Regions from separate parts of the Mus musculus genome. Here region 2 is linked to region 1. A link is a loop called in an ENCODE intact Hi-C map of the cell type or tissue named here. Cell type or tissue: left cerebral cortex. All regions are shown on one strand.

Region 1 (8,000 bases):
CACACTTTCATGTACCCAAATTTTCAAGTCTTTTCAAGTATTACATTAAAATCTTATTTAACAAAGTGGTTGACAATATCGTAGTGAAACCTATTGCTTTGAATGTCAATTAAAAAACAAAGTAGAGCCGGGCATGGTGGCGCACGCCTTTATTCTCAGCACTTGGGAGGCAGAGGCAGGCGGATTTCTGAGTTTGAGGCCAGCCTGGTCTACAGAGTGAGTTCCAGGACAGTCAGGGCTACACAGAGAAACCTTGTCTCGAAAAACCACAAAAAAAAAAAAAAACAAAAACAAAAACCCAAAGTAGATAAAAATAATTTAGGCCAATGGTGGTGGTGCACGCCTTTAATCCCAGCACTTGAGAGGCAGAGGCAGGTGGATCTCTGTGAATTCAAGGCCAGCCTTATCTAAAGAGCAAGTTCTAGGACAGGGCTACACAGAGAAACCTTTTCTTAGAAGGCATTTGTATAGCAGGCACGGCAATGTGCTTTAATACATAATCCAAAAGAGCTATTTTCTGGGGTTGGGGCTGTTGCTCAATGGTTGAAACCTCGCCTTGATTGTACGTAGACTGAATCTGACCCTCAGCACTGAAAAGTAAAAACCATTTCATATAAACAACATAAGTTCCACTTTACAATTGAAGAAATTCAATCAAGTAAGGAAAGTAAGACTGTCTGAAGACAGGCTGAAGAAGCCATGCTTCAAACCCAAGTATGTCAGCAGGGTTGGTAGCAAGCTGCCTGTGGGGAGCTAACATTAATAGCCAGTACCAGCTCAACACCTGCTGTATAACAGACATTTTTCTTTCCTGCTAGGCACATCTCACTAAAATTTTAAGGCAAATATCTTTTATTTAATTGGGCTTTTTTTTTTAAACACAGTCTTGAAATATAGTCCAGGCTGGTCTTAAACTCCTGGCAATCCTCCTGCATTGGACTCCAAAGTGCTGAGATCACAGGCAAGAAGGGCCACGCCTGGTATGGATTCTGTTTTGCTAACAGATGGTTAACACTGGGGCATGGCCCACAGGCTGCTTAGACTCTTTGCCCAAGGTTGTACAGCAGGTCTTGCGCGAATGGACTGGGAGGTGCTTTACATGATCGTGTGACCGACCCAGACAACTGGAAGATGGACCTGCTCTTTTCTCAATGACATCCACTTAAAAAACAATTGTCAGATAGTAGGAAGTTGGCTTTAAGAATTCTTGCCCTTCAGCTGATCGTCTTTCTGGCCATAAGCAAGGAAGTCTGGCGGGTAGCCAGGGATTACCAGGAAAATTATTCATCTTATTACCTGGGTGATCTGATGCTCTGAAATGGGAGTGAAGGTAGAGCTAGTAATGGACAAGCCAGCACTCTCCTGGCACAGCTGGCCAATAGAGCGCATAACACTACAGGAGCAGGTTTTGGACTTGGCTATTTTAACTCAGATCCCCTCCAGATATGCAGCCACCCGAAAGGACAGTGATTCGTAAAGAGAAATCCCAATGGCTTTAACGCTTGAGGGTCTGCTAGCTGCCAAGGGTGCGAGTACTGGGGCTTATTGCCCCAGCTTACTGAGGACTTAATACAAAGGACATGAAGCCCAGGCTCAAACTAGACTTTCTACACTAATATCCTGTACTTTGATCCTGACATATCAAGTGATTACAAAGTTAGAAAAAAGTCACAAATTACATTCAAATATGGCATCCCTAAAAACCATTTTACTGTTTCTTTTTTTTTTTAGTTTTGGGGACTAAATGTGGGGCCTTGGGCATGAGAGATACGTACCTCACCACTGAACTACATAACCTATCCCCATTTAATGTATTTTTATGTGCATCTTCCTTCTGAGTCATTTCTAGTTAAAAAGGCTAGAATCAAGCAGGTTATCAACCCCACTGGCCTTCTGTCCCATCTTAGGGATGAGACACAGAGGGAACTCAAATCCCTAGCATCCTAGATAGGATGACGTGTTAAATAACTAGCAACCAGGATTTCTGTTCATGGCAGCTAATATGTAAACAGCAGTTAATACTGAACACGCATTCGGTGTGTGGCACTGGGATTTATAAACAAGAATGTTCCCACAGAGTCATCTCCATTTTATAGGTAAGGAACTGAGGCACAAGAAGGTGATGTGTTCAAAGCTGCAGGACTAAAACGTAGCCAAGTGCTGTCTACCTGCTACACTCTCTGACATTCATGTCTTGCTGCCTCTTAGATGGGCTAGAAATCCATCCATCGCTTTATGAACGCAGCATCCCACCTGTGATGCCTGGGTGGAAGGGAGCCAATGACTTCCGCCGGTTTACTTCTTTCATGCTTGCTCGTCTCCAGGACTGCCTTCTGTCTTGAGGACGGATAGACTGTTCTTGAGGGGACAAATGAAAGGACCTCAACTGAGATCCCTCCTGGTGGTCGGCACCACAACTTTCCCCCTCTCCAGGGTTCGAGCCAAGGTGGTTTTTTTCCTCTGAAACGCCTTGCGTCATCATTTCCTGGTAGGCAGAGGATTGAGGCAATGCTTCCAAAGGCTTGAGACTTGGCTGCAATGGACGATCCTGAGTCTCGGACATCGTGGGTTCCTGGTCTAGCATTTGTTATAGAAAAGTCAAAATATAAAATCAAAGCTACCTCAGATACAAACCTCAGTAAGTATCCAAGCCAAGGGTGACAACAGAAAATGCACACGCCCACTTTTTAACTGCAGCAACTTTAATATATAAGATGGTATACAGTTGAAGGACCAGCTTCCTAGGAGCCTAGGCAGAAGGGAAGGAGGACGGAGGGAAACCTATTTCCCTGGTGATGGAAACCTAGAGAAGGCCTTTTTGTAAACCCACACACGTGTGATTCCAAAGGCACCAGGAGCCAAGGAGGATTCTGGGATAGTTCAGGAGCCTGATTCCCAAAGCAAGAGGCATTGAATTTCACTGTAAAACTCACCTTCTGATCTGGTCACTGACGTCATCCTGGATGAAGGAGGAAAACAGGAAAATGAGGAGATCCGTTCGAGCTCCAGTCTCACAGGGGCCTCACTATCCCATAATAGGTCTCATGCTTCAGGTGCCCTCACTTGCCTCCTCCGAGATTCTCAGCAGCAAGATTACTATCACTGACTGCTGTCTTCAAGAACTCGGTCTACAGAACCTATCTTAGCTCCTCACTTTGTGAGGCACTAGCCCCCAGTTCCGTGGAAGGTCTTAGGATCTTTGTTTTCCAAACGAGAAAACAAACAAACAAACCCCGCATCACTTCTTACTCTCTCCAGATTTTGCCATGGCTGGAAATCCTACTTTTTAATCTCTGCCCACATCTGTCCTTCTACCCATAAAACAGAGTCATCCTCCTCCCTAACTCTGCTTAAATACGCAGTCACTTCTCTTTGGCAGATTTGGAGGCCACACATCTTTCCTCTATAGAACTGGTTGGAGATCGCACCACATCCCCATTTCCAGCACCTGTCACAGAAAACAGACAGAGAGGCAAGGTCGAGTATCCATCCCGCCACCTTGCATCTAAGTCTCCCTCCCAAAAGACCGCTGAATGTGGAGGACGCTTGGTAAAAGCGAATGGAGGCTGAGGGACCATACTGAAAGGACAAAGACTCTAAAGATCTAAATCACCACAATCCTCGTGGGTGATCACACAGACTCCAGCTTGGATAACAGACATTGAAGCGCTTCTGAGGCTGTACACGTGACAGCCTTCTGACGTCATTATCCCAATCAACAACAGGTCCCACAACTCTGAGTAAGGGACTCTTTCGGGAGACCCAGGTTCCCGGGGCACAGCAGTGTAACCCCGGCTGCCACCCCAGCCCTCCGACCTGTCCCAGGCCACTATCTGGAGTCAAGGACGCCAGCAGTGCCCGGGAGCGAGGAGTGGCCTTCTTTCAGGCGTCCTGTCAGGAGAAAGTCTCTGAGCCCCCGGGGCCCTGCGGCTGGGAGCGGCCGGTGGGCCGGGCAGAGGCGGGTCAGGGGAGAACCACATCCGGGTCCCGAACCCCAGCGTGACGCCGGTCTAGCCCAGCTCCCCTCCCCGCGTTCCTGAACCAGTAAGCCCAAGGTCACCTCTGCAAACTCGGCGTCGCCGCAGAAGGTCCTCTCCCGCGTCAGTCCGGTTCGGGGTTCCCCGCTGCCTCCGCTACTTACGAAACTCCCGCCGAACAACTGCGCGTGCGCAGCCTCCGCCTTCCGCGCTGGCTCGCGCAACCCGTGCCTCCGGCGGAGCGCCTGCGTACTCCGGGATTTAACGTTCTGGCCCAAGCGCACCTTGTCCTACCGTTTTCACCCAGCTACAGATCAAGCACATCTGCAGCTACGTCCAGGCCTGGGGATTGACCTCTCCAAAACACCAGTTTGCTGACTTTTCCCGCCGTACATCCTACCTATGGGTGTGGTGCTGTTCCAGGCCATGGCTTCCCCTCTATCTCTTTGATTCCAAAAGTCTGGACAGTGACTTTCTCCAGGGAGAACTGGAGCTCTGAGCTCAGTCTGTACCCTGCCTATCTTCCTGCTCCATGGGCCCCTCCCATGGGCCCTTAAGTACCTAGCAAAGTTCAAGCACACCCCCTGCCAGCGTTAACAGCCAACCCTACTGCCACAACCCCGTGCCAATTCTTGCCTCTGTTCCTTTGTTCGAGCATGCTTTTTGCCTGGAAAGCCTTTCCTTTCTCCTTCCACCCTTCTATGTTGACGCTAGATGTTCAGTGCTCATGTCTGTTCCACTGTCCCGTGCCTGGGAGGGTCTTCTTCAGGACAAGGTATAGAGGCATCAGAATGCCCCCCATGCATCAATGAAGTGAATCCTTTCAGATCTGAACCTTGTGAACTGAGAGTAGTACGAAAGATTCCAAAGGTCCAGTTGTGGTGGTGCATGCCTTTAATCCCAGTACTGGGAAGACAGAGGCAGGAGGATCTCTGTGTCTTTGAGGCCAGCCTAGTACCCGGGCCAGCCAAGGATACATAGTGAGACCCTGTCTCAAACAAACAAACAAAAAACAAACAAAAAAAACAAAGAAGCAAAAGATGGGTCTGGCAGTGGTGGTGCACTCCTTTAATCCCAGCACTTGGGAGGCAGAGGCAGGTGGATTTCTGAGTTCGAGGCCAACCTGGTCTACAGAGTGAGTTCCAGGATAGCCAGGGCTATACAGAGAAACCCTGTCTCAAAAAACCAAAAAAAAAAAAAAAAAAAAAAAAAAAAGCAGAAGATGGCTAGCTGAACCATAATTTTGATAATTTTGACCATTTTGAAGTAATTGTGGTCCCTTGGAAGTTTTTTGGTAAGAGGTAGAAATGTGTATTCCAGAAGTTTCTACTCTGCCATTCTGGTCTAATAGTTTCAACAGCTATCTGGAAGAGGTGTGTTCTTATTCCTGAATATCACTTCCTGGAGCACCTCATGTGTTGATGTCCCCAAAACAGAACTTAATATTCCCGGCCAGAGCTGGCCATGTTGGGACACACTGAGATCACTGCCTCGTGGAATCCAGTCCCAGTAAACATCCTTGCTCGGAAGTCTTCCGTGGCTCCCTTCTGTTAATAAGATGCATACAGATTCTTGCCCTGTTCCACATCAAAGTTTCATTTCTTAACTTCATTTCCCCACCCCCTTTCTGGTTACTTTAAAGCAGGTTCTCATGTACCCCAGGCTGGCCTCAGTATATAGCCAAAGATGACACTGTAACTTCTGACCCTCCTGTCTTTCCCTCCCAAGTATTGCCACCATGCCTGGTTTTGCCTCTTTCTCCCAGGCTTTCTCTCTCTGAGCCTCTCCTCTGTTTCCTGCCTACAATCCACTACCATCCCCTTTGTCTGCTCAACATTCCAACCCTGGGTGTGCTCCCCTGGGGCTCCCAACTTCCATAATTGATGCTAAACATCTTATTTTCCAGGCCCATTTATTATATCCTCCATGGCTGGCACAGGTCTGGCTGTTGTTAGCCATCCCTCTCCTCCCCCAAACCCTCAAGGAGATCTATAAAAGTTAAGCATTGGGTCTTAGGCTGTCCAAATATCCAGAAATGAGCTAAAACTGGACCATAGGAGAATTTCTGGCAGTTAAATAAAAAACAGCATTCCTCCGAGACTGGTAAGACTGGTTCCCATCTGTCAACGGGACTTATGGCTACCTATGGTGCTCACCAGTTAGCCAAGCCCATGCTGCTCTCAGGGCCCCATCACTATCAAAAGTACCTATTGCTGGGCTTGGTGGCACACGCCTTTAATCCCAGCACTTGGGAGGCAGAGGCAGGTGAATATCTGAGTTCAAGGCCAGCCTGGTCTACAGAATGAGTTCCAGGACAGCCAGGGCTATACAGAGAAACCCTGTCTCAGAAAAAAAAAAGTACCTATTTCACTGGCTAGCCCTTCTCACCTCCTCCTCCATCCTAAGCTCCCTCCGGCTCCTGGGCTTCCTACCCCCCCCCCATGAGTCTTCTCTCTCACTCCTCCCCCCTCCTCTATCCCATCTCTTTCTATACTGCTATCCCCACTGTTCTCTCCCACTTCTGAAGCCCTGGCCATGTGCAGTCTACTTCTTTCTCTGCTCTGGACTATTCCAGAGGCCTCTGGCTGTCCAGTCTTATATTCACAATAAAAACCTTAACCATATTATGGAGTGGTGGCATTGGCACCTTCTTTACTGTATCCCTCATGTAGACCAGGCTGGCCTCGAACTCAGAAATCCGCCTGCCTCTGCCTCCTGAGTGCTGGGATTAAAGGTGTGCACCACCATGCCCAGCTTTTTTTTTTTTTTTTTTTTTTTTTTTTCAAGACAGGGTTTCTCTGCATAGCCCTGGCTGTCCTGGAACTCACTCTGGAGACCAGGCTGGTCTTGAACTCAGAAATCCACCTGCCTCTGCCTCCCAAGTGCTGGGATTAAAGGTGTGCGCCACCGCTGCCCAGAGGAATGAGTTTCTTACTTGATAGTCAACAGTGACTTGCAGGTTTGTGAATTAGTTATTTTGTAAAGGAATTTTCAAGCTCTGGTTAGAAACACAAATAACTTAGGCTGTCTGGGCCTAAAGCTCTCTGCTAAACAGCTTGCCTTGCAACATGCAGGAAACAGACCCTGGGTTCCATCCCCTAATACACAAAGGTGCAAATACAGCCTAATTGGTTTCTGACTGCATGCCTCCAGAAACACTCAAGTACAACTGTCCAGCTCCCAAATCCTCAGTCCACAACCCTGGTAGGATAGGATACATTTAGGGTGTTAACTCCACACTGTAATGCCTAAAAGTATCTTTTCCCCATAGCAGATTATTTTAAGTCTGTTATGGGAAAACCTGGTTCTATTTTTCTCCTTTTTGAATGTGGTGCATTTGTTCCTCAGCAGTGGTGACACACTTCCTGAGAGACACTGAGTTACCAGCCAGGAGCCACCAGAAACTCCAACCCCCAACCCCACTGTGGTTGCCCCATCTGGGTGATTCCAAACTAGCCAGCTGGCTCCAGTTTTCCCCTCCTTCTGAGAAACTGCAGGTGGAATGGTGTCAGCTTTCAAATGGGCTGGGAAGATCAGAGAGCAGGCAACTGTTTATATGACATACTTTATTTCCAATCTACAACCATTAAAAACACTTTGTAAGTTTACACTGTACAGTTCTCATGTCTAAAATAAGACACAGGGCAAGGATAGCTGGTGGACCAGATGCTGTCCTACCACCCAATATGTCCTGGGAAGGAGCCTTTAAAGAAAGAAAGGCAGGGGGCGAGGTGACAGAAGGGAGAGGAGAAGGACAGAACAGTGGAAGGGATAGGTGGACAGTTGGCCCAAGGATGCCCTTGGTCCCTTCCCTCCTGAGTGGTCCGGCAGGGCCCACGACTGCAGGACCCTCACCAGGAAACCAGGCTGAGCAGGAGGGGCGTCACAGTATTGGCCAGGGTGAGGCGGGGAGCCAGGATGGAGAGGAGAGGCAGTCTCTAGCTCTTCCCTAGGCGCTGGGGGTTGGAACTGATTTTTGGCACTGTCTTCATGGTCTCCCTGGAATCAGGAGGACGAGGAGGT
Region 2 (8,000 bases), 200 kb before region 1:
TTCCAAAACCAGCAGCAGCAGCAGCAGCAGCAGCATCACCCGCTGGGATTTACCTATCTGGACTCCACAGGCTAACACAGGCAATTGAATATCCTGCTCCCAACAATACTGATAAAAAGACAAGAGGCCTCTGAACTGGAAAAGAACCACAGAGAAAGACTCCCTGATTATAAAACCAAGAACATAATGATGGACCATGGGAGGAAGAAGAATCAGGACTCCAAGGTCATCCTTAGCTGTAGCAAGTTCAAAGCTGGCCTGCAACACATCAGGCACCGTCTTTATTTTATTCTTTTTTTAACCTGAGCTCTTTTTCATGGTGCTGAGACGAAGCTAAATATCTCCTTCCCAGCCACTGGCCATGGGAAACACTGGGCGTGGACGATGAACACAAACTTGTACTTTCTCTTAGATGCACACAGCCACAGCCTCAGAAGTAGCTGGCAGAGCTCTGGGTGAAGAGTGTGAAGCTGACGTGCTCCCATTTACACATTAAAATAAAGTGACAGAGACAAGAAACAAGGATTTCCCATGAGCAAGGCATCTTGACCCACGGTACAGGATGCCTGCTGTTGGGTTAGGGGCATTCTTGTTATGGACCAGAGAAATTGGAGAGAGGAGGTGCAAGCCTATTCATAGGTGCACTGTGGGTGCCAGTCTGAGCATTCTCAACTTAGTTATTGTGAAGAAAGGGGAGTGGGACAGTCCTGGGCTGGCATGCTCCCGTCCTCCGTGGCTGGCGAGTAAAAGAGCTAAAGGAATCAGCAAACGTCTCTATCTCTCTAAAAGAGATAATGTCTGCCAATGTTGTCATAGAGCCTTTAAGGAAGATCAGAAGCAGGACTGAAGCACACAAGATTCACTGTCTTGTTATTCCATGCATCCTGTGACACAAATGTGAATGCATTGCTCTGAAGAAACGCCACACTAAAAAAATGAGGAAGCTGTTGAGGATGCTAAATTTGGCCAAGAAAATCAAGGATGTCAAAGAAGAATGCCAGGGCAGTGGGGACATGCCCAACACTGAGGAACGGCAGCTGCTCCTGCCGAGGACCCAGGTTTAATACCCAGCACCCACATAGTGGGTCAAGACCATTTATCTGTAATACCAGTTCAGAGATCCAGTGCCCTCTTCTGACCTCCATAGGCACCAGACAGACACACACTTGGTACACGCAGCCAAAACATTTACATAAAAGAAAGTGAATAAACCTAATGAAAATTTTTTAAGAAAAGTGCCAGGAACAGGTGACCAAGAGATATAGGTTGTCTGAGCTGAGAGTTTCTACTTCTAAGTCTGAATCCAGTCAAAAATGAACAAATAAATAATCAGACCTTGAAGAAAAAGAGAGAGAACTAAAACCAACTTGGTCCTGTCTAAATCCCCTAGGGACAGCCTTGCACACAGTAAGTGCACAAGAAAGGACAGGCACGTAGGGAGTTCTGAGAGGACATCACCCAGCACAGAGTACAACTCAGCACCAGAGAGAGCACTCACCTCTCTGATCCCCTGTCCTGAAACAAGAAGCAAGAAAAAGACAAAAGGAACCTAGCTCAGTTCCTTCACTCAGGTCCACCCTCGCCGTCTTACACAAACACACGAGGTGCCTCCTGATGTCACATGGAACCCTGAAGCCAGAGGAACACCACCATTAACAGAACTTAACTGGCCAATCAACACCCTGGCCTGGGGCATGCTGGGCAAGTGCTCCACCACGGAGCCACTCCACTGGTCTTGGGCAAGTTAGTTAGCCTTTGTGAGGCTCAGCTTTCATCTATAAACCCAAGATATCACCCTGTACCTCGAACAGTTGTTATCAATACTGAGAGGAGCCGGCTGTGGTGGTGCACATTCAACCCCAGCACCCAGGAGGCAAAGGCAGGTGGGTCTCTTTGAGTTCTAGGCCAATCGTTAAGACTCTGTCTCGGCCGGCTGGCGAGATGGCTTGGTGGGTAAGAGCACTGACTGCTTTTTCCAGAGGACCTGAATTCAAATCCCAGCAGCCATGTGGTGGCTCGAAACCACCCATAATAAGATCTGATGCCCTCTTCTGGTATCTCTGAAGACAGCTACAGCGTACTTATGTATAATAGTAAATAAATCTTTAAAAAAAAAGGCTCTGTCTCAAAACACAACAAAACTAAATGGGTTTATAAAGTGTTGACCATAGGTTTATAAGAGAAATTAGTTTGCTTAATTCAATTCAGACAATTCTTTTTATTTTTTTGAATTATTTATTTTAGGTATATGAGTACACTGTAGCTGTCCTCAGACACACCAGAAGAGGGCTTTGGATCCCATTACAGATGGTTGTGAGCCACCATGTAGTTGCTGGGAATTGAACTCAGGACCTCTGGAGGAGCAGTCAGTGTTCTTAACCTCTGAGCCATCTCTCCAGCCCCCAATTCAGATAATTCTAAACCACCGAAGCTGCGAAGCTGCATCCAATCTAGGAGATTAAGCTGGGCATGGTCGGGTACAACAGTAATCCCAGCAACGGATGCCAGCCTGTGCTACACAATGAGATCCAGTACACATCTCAAAATAAGTCTCTCTCTCTCTCTCTTTCTCTCCATATATATGTATATATGGAGATATATATATATACGTGTGTGTGTGTATATATGTATATGTGTATGTGTGTGTATAAATGTATATGTGTATATGTATGTGTGTGTGTATACACACACATGTATACATGGACATGCACATGCATACAGTTGAAAGCAAATCCTGATAAACCTCATGGAGTAAAGGCAAAGTACCAAGATGTCCTCGTGTGCTTTCTGGAGCTGGGATAAAACACTAACCAAAGCAAACTTGGGAAGAGGAGAGTCATCATCTGACTTACAGGTTGCAGTCAGTCACAGAGGCAAGCTGAGGTAGGAGCCTGGAGCAGGAACCCAAGCAGAGGCCATGGAGGAACGCATGCTTATTCCATGCTTACACTCACACCGGGCTAGACCCTCCTGCGTCAGTCAAGCGTCAAGAAAATGCCATACAGGTCTGCCCAGACCCATATGATTGAGCCATTTCCTCAGCTGAGGTGTATTCTTTCCGGTTACATCAAGTTGATGGCAGGAACAGCCATCGCACGGGGCCTGCGCGGTGCACACCTTTGGTCCCAGCACTCAGTGGGTAGAGGCAGGCAGATTGGGGCTACAAAGTGAGACCCTCACCTCCAAAAATAAACAAAGCAAGCAATCATGAAAGAATATCCATCTAGGGCTTGCATCCACAGTAAATGTATCAGGGCTGGAGAGATGGTTCAGCGGTCAGAGCACTGGCTGTGCCTCCGGGAGCTGAGCTCAATTTGTAGCACTGATGACTGTCTGCAACTCCAGTTCCAGGGAAATCTGATGCCCTCTTTGTGGCCTCTGAGGCAGCAGGCACACATGTGGGGCATAGATGTGCAAGCAGACAAGCCATCCATACCCATTAAAATAAAATAAATAAAAGGCAATGCATCAGAAGGCTGGAGAGATGGCTCAACAGTTGAGAGAACACACTACTATTGAAGAGGACCAGAATGAAGAGACCAGAATCCGAGTCCCATCTCCCATACACATTGAGCCACTCACAATTCCTCTAACTCCAGCCCCAGGAGCAGCTGCCTCCTCTACCCTCCAAAGGCACTGGCAGCATGTGCACAGACCCACACATGCGCACTTAATTTAAAATAAAGTAATTAAAAAAAAAGTAAAGGTATCGACAAAACCTGCTGTGATGGTTTGTATGTGCTTAGCCCAGGGAGTGGCACTATTTAGAGGTGTGGCCTTGTTGGAGTAAGTGTGTCACTGTGGGCTTGGGCTTTAAGACCCTTGTCCTAGCTTCCTAGAAGTCAATCTTCCACTAGCTGCCTTCAGATGAAGATGTAGAACTCTCAGCTCTGCCTCCACCTGTCTGGATGCTGCCATATTCCCACCATGATGATACTGGACTGAACCTCTGAACCTATAAGGCAGTCCCAATTAAATGTTGTCCTTATAAGAGTTGCCTTGGTCATGGTGTCTGTTCACAGCAGTAAAACCTAATTAAGACATCTGGTGCACAAGTACATACTGGATTTGCTGGCGAATGGAGACGCATTCAATTCAGCTAAGCAGGACGTGGAGGAAGACACCTTTAATCCCAGTACCTGAGAGGAGCAAGAAAGAGTTCAAAGACAGCCAGGGCTACATGAGACCCTGCCTCAAAAACACAAAGTGTTACCATATCTTGCCACTAGGGGCCACCCAAGGACACTGCATAAACTGGAGACCTAGGTCCCAGAATTCCCAGCTGGGATGTTGCTTCCTCTTCAGAACTTGTGGTCTATCTAAAAAGCCAGGATGCTATCTAAGGCCCCAGTGGCCACAGGCCGAAGGAACCCTCAAGAACCCAATAACCACTGAGGGTTCTGGGAGAAGATGGCATCTGCAGAGGTTGAGGGAGGAAGTCAGGCTTCCTCCCAAGGCCCTTGTGCCTGACCAAACTTCCCCACTCAGCCCAGATGCTTGAGAATGGCGTCTGAGGCCTCCACTTGGCCCTCCTTCTAACCAGGACCCCTACCCAGTTCGTTTAGCAAGGGCTCCTAGCATCCCATCAGAAATTCTCCTGGCCCAGAGTCTGACAGGAGGTGAGAGTCTGCCACATGCCCCCCCCCCCCCGCCCCCACCCTCACGTACCAGTTCCTTTTCCCCAAGGCGCTGGGGAATCAGAGCTGGGGCCTATGAATTGAGATCTGCGGCATCCTGTACATAAACGCGTCTTTCCCTTCCTGAGCTGTTCACGTCAAGTACTTTGGCAAAGTGACACCAAGTGTAACTAACAGAATGACAGACGTTAAGACGCAGCAAACACACTACTCGAAGATCTGATCACGTGGGCCAGAAACCTTCCGAACAGATTTGAGGTGAGAACGTGAGAAAGCTGAAGTGGAGAGCCAGGGAAGCCAGACAATGCTGCAGGCGTCCGACATTTGTCCCCGCGCTGAGACTTTGTAGGAGGCTGAGTTCGAAGGTAAGGGGCTGAATCTGATGAATATTTCAAGTCAACCCAGCATTCTGGCTGTAGCAGCACTGTTAGCTGTTGTCACCCAGGTCTACAGTAAGAATAAGGAACAAAGGAGCTAGAGAGATGGCTCAGCGGTTAAGAGCACCGACTGCTCTTCCAGAGGTCCTGACTTCAATTCCCAGCAACAACATGGTGGCTCACAACCATCTGTAATGGGATCTGATGCCCTCTCCTGGTGTGCCTACAGAGAGTAATGGTGTACTCATATACATAAAAAAAAAAAAGGAACAAAAAGAGCAGAACAGGTGCGCGCGCGCGCGCGCACACACACACACACACACACACACACACACACACACGTCATTTAGTCAGAAACACCTGTGTAAGTTGGGGCAAGGACTGACTGATGGTGGAGTGTTACAAGGAAGCCAAGTTTGAAGAGATGGTTCCAGCTAAGAGCACTGGCTGCTCTCCAGAGGACTCAAGTCCAATCCCCAGCTCACAACCACTTCAGTGACTTCACTTCAGTGAAGAGAGACTCCAGTGCTCTCTTCTGGCCTCCACAGGCACCAGGCAGAACTGTAGTACACAGACATACACACAAGCAAAACACTCATACTAATAAAGTAATAATACATATTTTATTGTAAAAAGAGATCACGTATGTTGGGCCGTGGTGGCACGCACCTTTAATCCTAGCACTCAGTAGGCAGAAACTGGTGGATCTCTGAGTTTGAGGCTAGCATGGTCTTCAGAGTGAGTTCCAAGACAGCCAGGGATACACAGAGAAACCCTGCCATTAAAAAAAAAAAAAAAAAGTCAAGTGCTTTGCACCAAGGCAATAGAAAAGATGCCTTGGGGGACCAGAATATGATAATAAGGGATGGAAGATGACCACAGACTATTATACACATGTATAAAATGTCATAATGAGACCCATTACTTTGTACAATTAATAAATGCTAATAAAAATGAGAAAAGGATGCCTTGAGGGCATCTCAGGAACTGGCAAAAGCCCAATCAAGGCAGGCTCAAAGCCATGCAAAGAGGAAGCACATTTGACTGTCCCTTGAGAAGAAAGACCTCTGCCCAGGGGCACTTACACAGGTGGCAGGAGTCCTGTCCCCAAGCTTAGTCAGCTACCTGGGTACACAGAGGACAGCGAGGCTGTGCTCCAAGATGGCCCAATTACTGCCAGCGGCCACAAAGAGAGCAAAGTATGAGTGCAGCTAAAGATGCAACGGGAGCCCAGGAAGGCAATACTGGCCGGGAGTGAGCAGTGTTGCAGGACAAGCTGCAAGCAGCAAGCAGTGCTGACTCAAAAGGAAGTCGGATACTGGACATGGAAAACCCTGGGGTATGCAGTGTGAATTCCTGAACCCTGGAAGCCAGGGCTGGAACTGCAAGGCTTAATGTTTTCCCTAAGGAGTTTTCTTACTTCTTTTTTTTTTTTTTTTAATCTTTGTTGTTTTTTATTACTGTGTGTGTGTAGGTGCTTTGCCTGTCTCTATGACTGTGTACCCCATGGGTGCATGGTAATTGAGGAGGCCAGATGGGAGCTTCAGACCCCTTGAAATAGCTATAGGTTGTGAGCCACCACGTGGGTGCTGAGAATATAATCTGGGTCCCTGGAAGAGCAGCCAAACCAGCACTCTCACCTCCTGAGAGATCTCCCCACCACCACCACCACCACCACCACCACCACCACCGTGTTTTGTTTTGTTTTTGAGTCAATCTTACTGTGTAGTCCTGATGGGCCTGAACCTGCTATATGGACCAGGCAAGGCCAGAACTCTCAGAGTTGTCGTCTCTGCCTCCTGAGTGCTGGGATTAAAGGCAGTTCCCACTTTCCACCTTGTTGAGGTGGGATCTCCTTTTTTTTTTTTTTAACTCCTCACTTCACAAAGTATACAGGCCAGCTATCTCATAAGCGTCTGAGCAGTTCTGCTGTCTCACCACAGGAGTAGTAGGATTCCAGATGTGTGCACATCTGACTCTTTAGGTGGGCTCTGGTCTTGAGGTCTGAATGCTGTCCTGGGGCTGGTACCCAATTGGAACCAGAGCTTTCACCCCTAACATCCTGGGCTTTATGTGAACCACCAATATCAGTCTTCCTTTAAAATCTGCAGATAGGGGCTGGTAAGATGGCTCAGTGGGTAAGAGCACCTGACTGCTCTTCCAAAGGTCCAGAGTTCAAATCCCAGCAACCACATGGTGGCTCACAACCATCCGTAACGAGATCTGATGCCCTCTTCTGGTGTGTCTGAAGACAGTGTACTTACATATAATAAATAAATCTTTAAAAAAAAAAAAATCTGCAGATAGAAAAACTAGGGTATCTGAAGCACACAAGAGGATGAACAAAGCCCCCTGAGCAGGATTCCTGGTATTCCCCAGCCAAGCCTCACACCTACCACAAGAAACGTCAGGTAACTGGTTGTCAAGTTCCTCCAGCCATGACACCACCCTGACCAAGACCTTCCAGCAGGCTCTTGCTCTAAGCACAGACTATGGAAACATAGTAAGTGTTCTTTACCTTTAAGGAGGAAACACGCTGAGATTAGACAATAGACAGACGGCTCAGTGATCAACAGCACTGGCTACTCTTCCAGAGGACATGGGTTCAATTCCCAGCTCCTACATAGCAGTTTACTTAAGTACCCTCACACACATGCCCACATACATGCCATGTAGGCACTCACACATTCTCTCTCTCTCGCTCTCTCTCTCTCTCTCTCTTTCTCTCTCTCTCTCTCTCTCTGCCTCCCCTCCCTATCTATCTTTGGGGGGAAAAACAAAATTCAAGGTCAAAACTGGCCTTCAGGGATGGAGAGCTGGCTCAGAAGTTAGGAGTGCCGGCTGCTCTCTGCTCTCGCAGAGGAACTGGGTTTTATTGCCAGTGTCTGCATCACAAGGCTCCTATGTGCCTAGAATTCCAGCTCCAAGGAATCCAATACTCTCTTGTGGCCCCTTCAGGTACCAACACACCCATGTCATACAAGCA

What was found. Peaks named below come from ENCODE experiments on the same cell type or tissue, not always from the same donor. Only the 100,000 strongest peaks of a DNase experiment are listed, where the experiment ranks them.
Region 2: it touches region 1 in a loop (2.2-fold over the local background); 7 of 42 quality-filtered maps call a loop at or near these places.

Annotation. Positions count from the first base shown.
Region 1 is chr2:157,002,915-157,010,914 of GRCm38, forward strand. It overlaps Dsn1 (DSN1 homolog, MIS12 kinetochore complex component), which reads right to left and starts at 4,161. Exons shown (of 11, transcript NM_025853.3): 1 at 4,061-4,161; 2 at 2,934-2,959; 3 at 2,254-2,577. The coding sequence starts at 2,958. It overlaps Soga1 (suppressor of glucose, autophagy associated 1), which reads right to left. Exons shown (of 15, transcript NM_001164663.1): 15 at 7,528-8,000. In left cerebral cortex, a CTCF peak has its summit at 4,175; DNase peaks (open chromatin) are centred at 3,745, 4,190, 7,403 and 7,974; H3K4me3 peaks cover 1,277 bases; H3K27ac peaks cover 821 bases.
Region 2 is chr2:156,805,446-156,813,445 of GRCm38, forward strand. No RefSeq gene overlaps it. Among named protein-coding and RNA genes, the nearest start is that of Gm14230, 29 kb to the right of the region's middle. RefSeq lists an enhancer at 7,756-8,000. In left cerebral cortex, a CTCF peak has its summit at 4,227 (motif pointing right); a DNase peak (open chromatin) is centred at 4,237.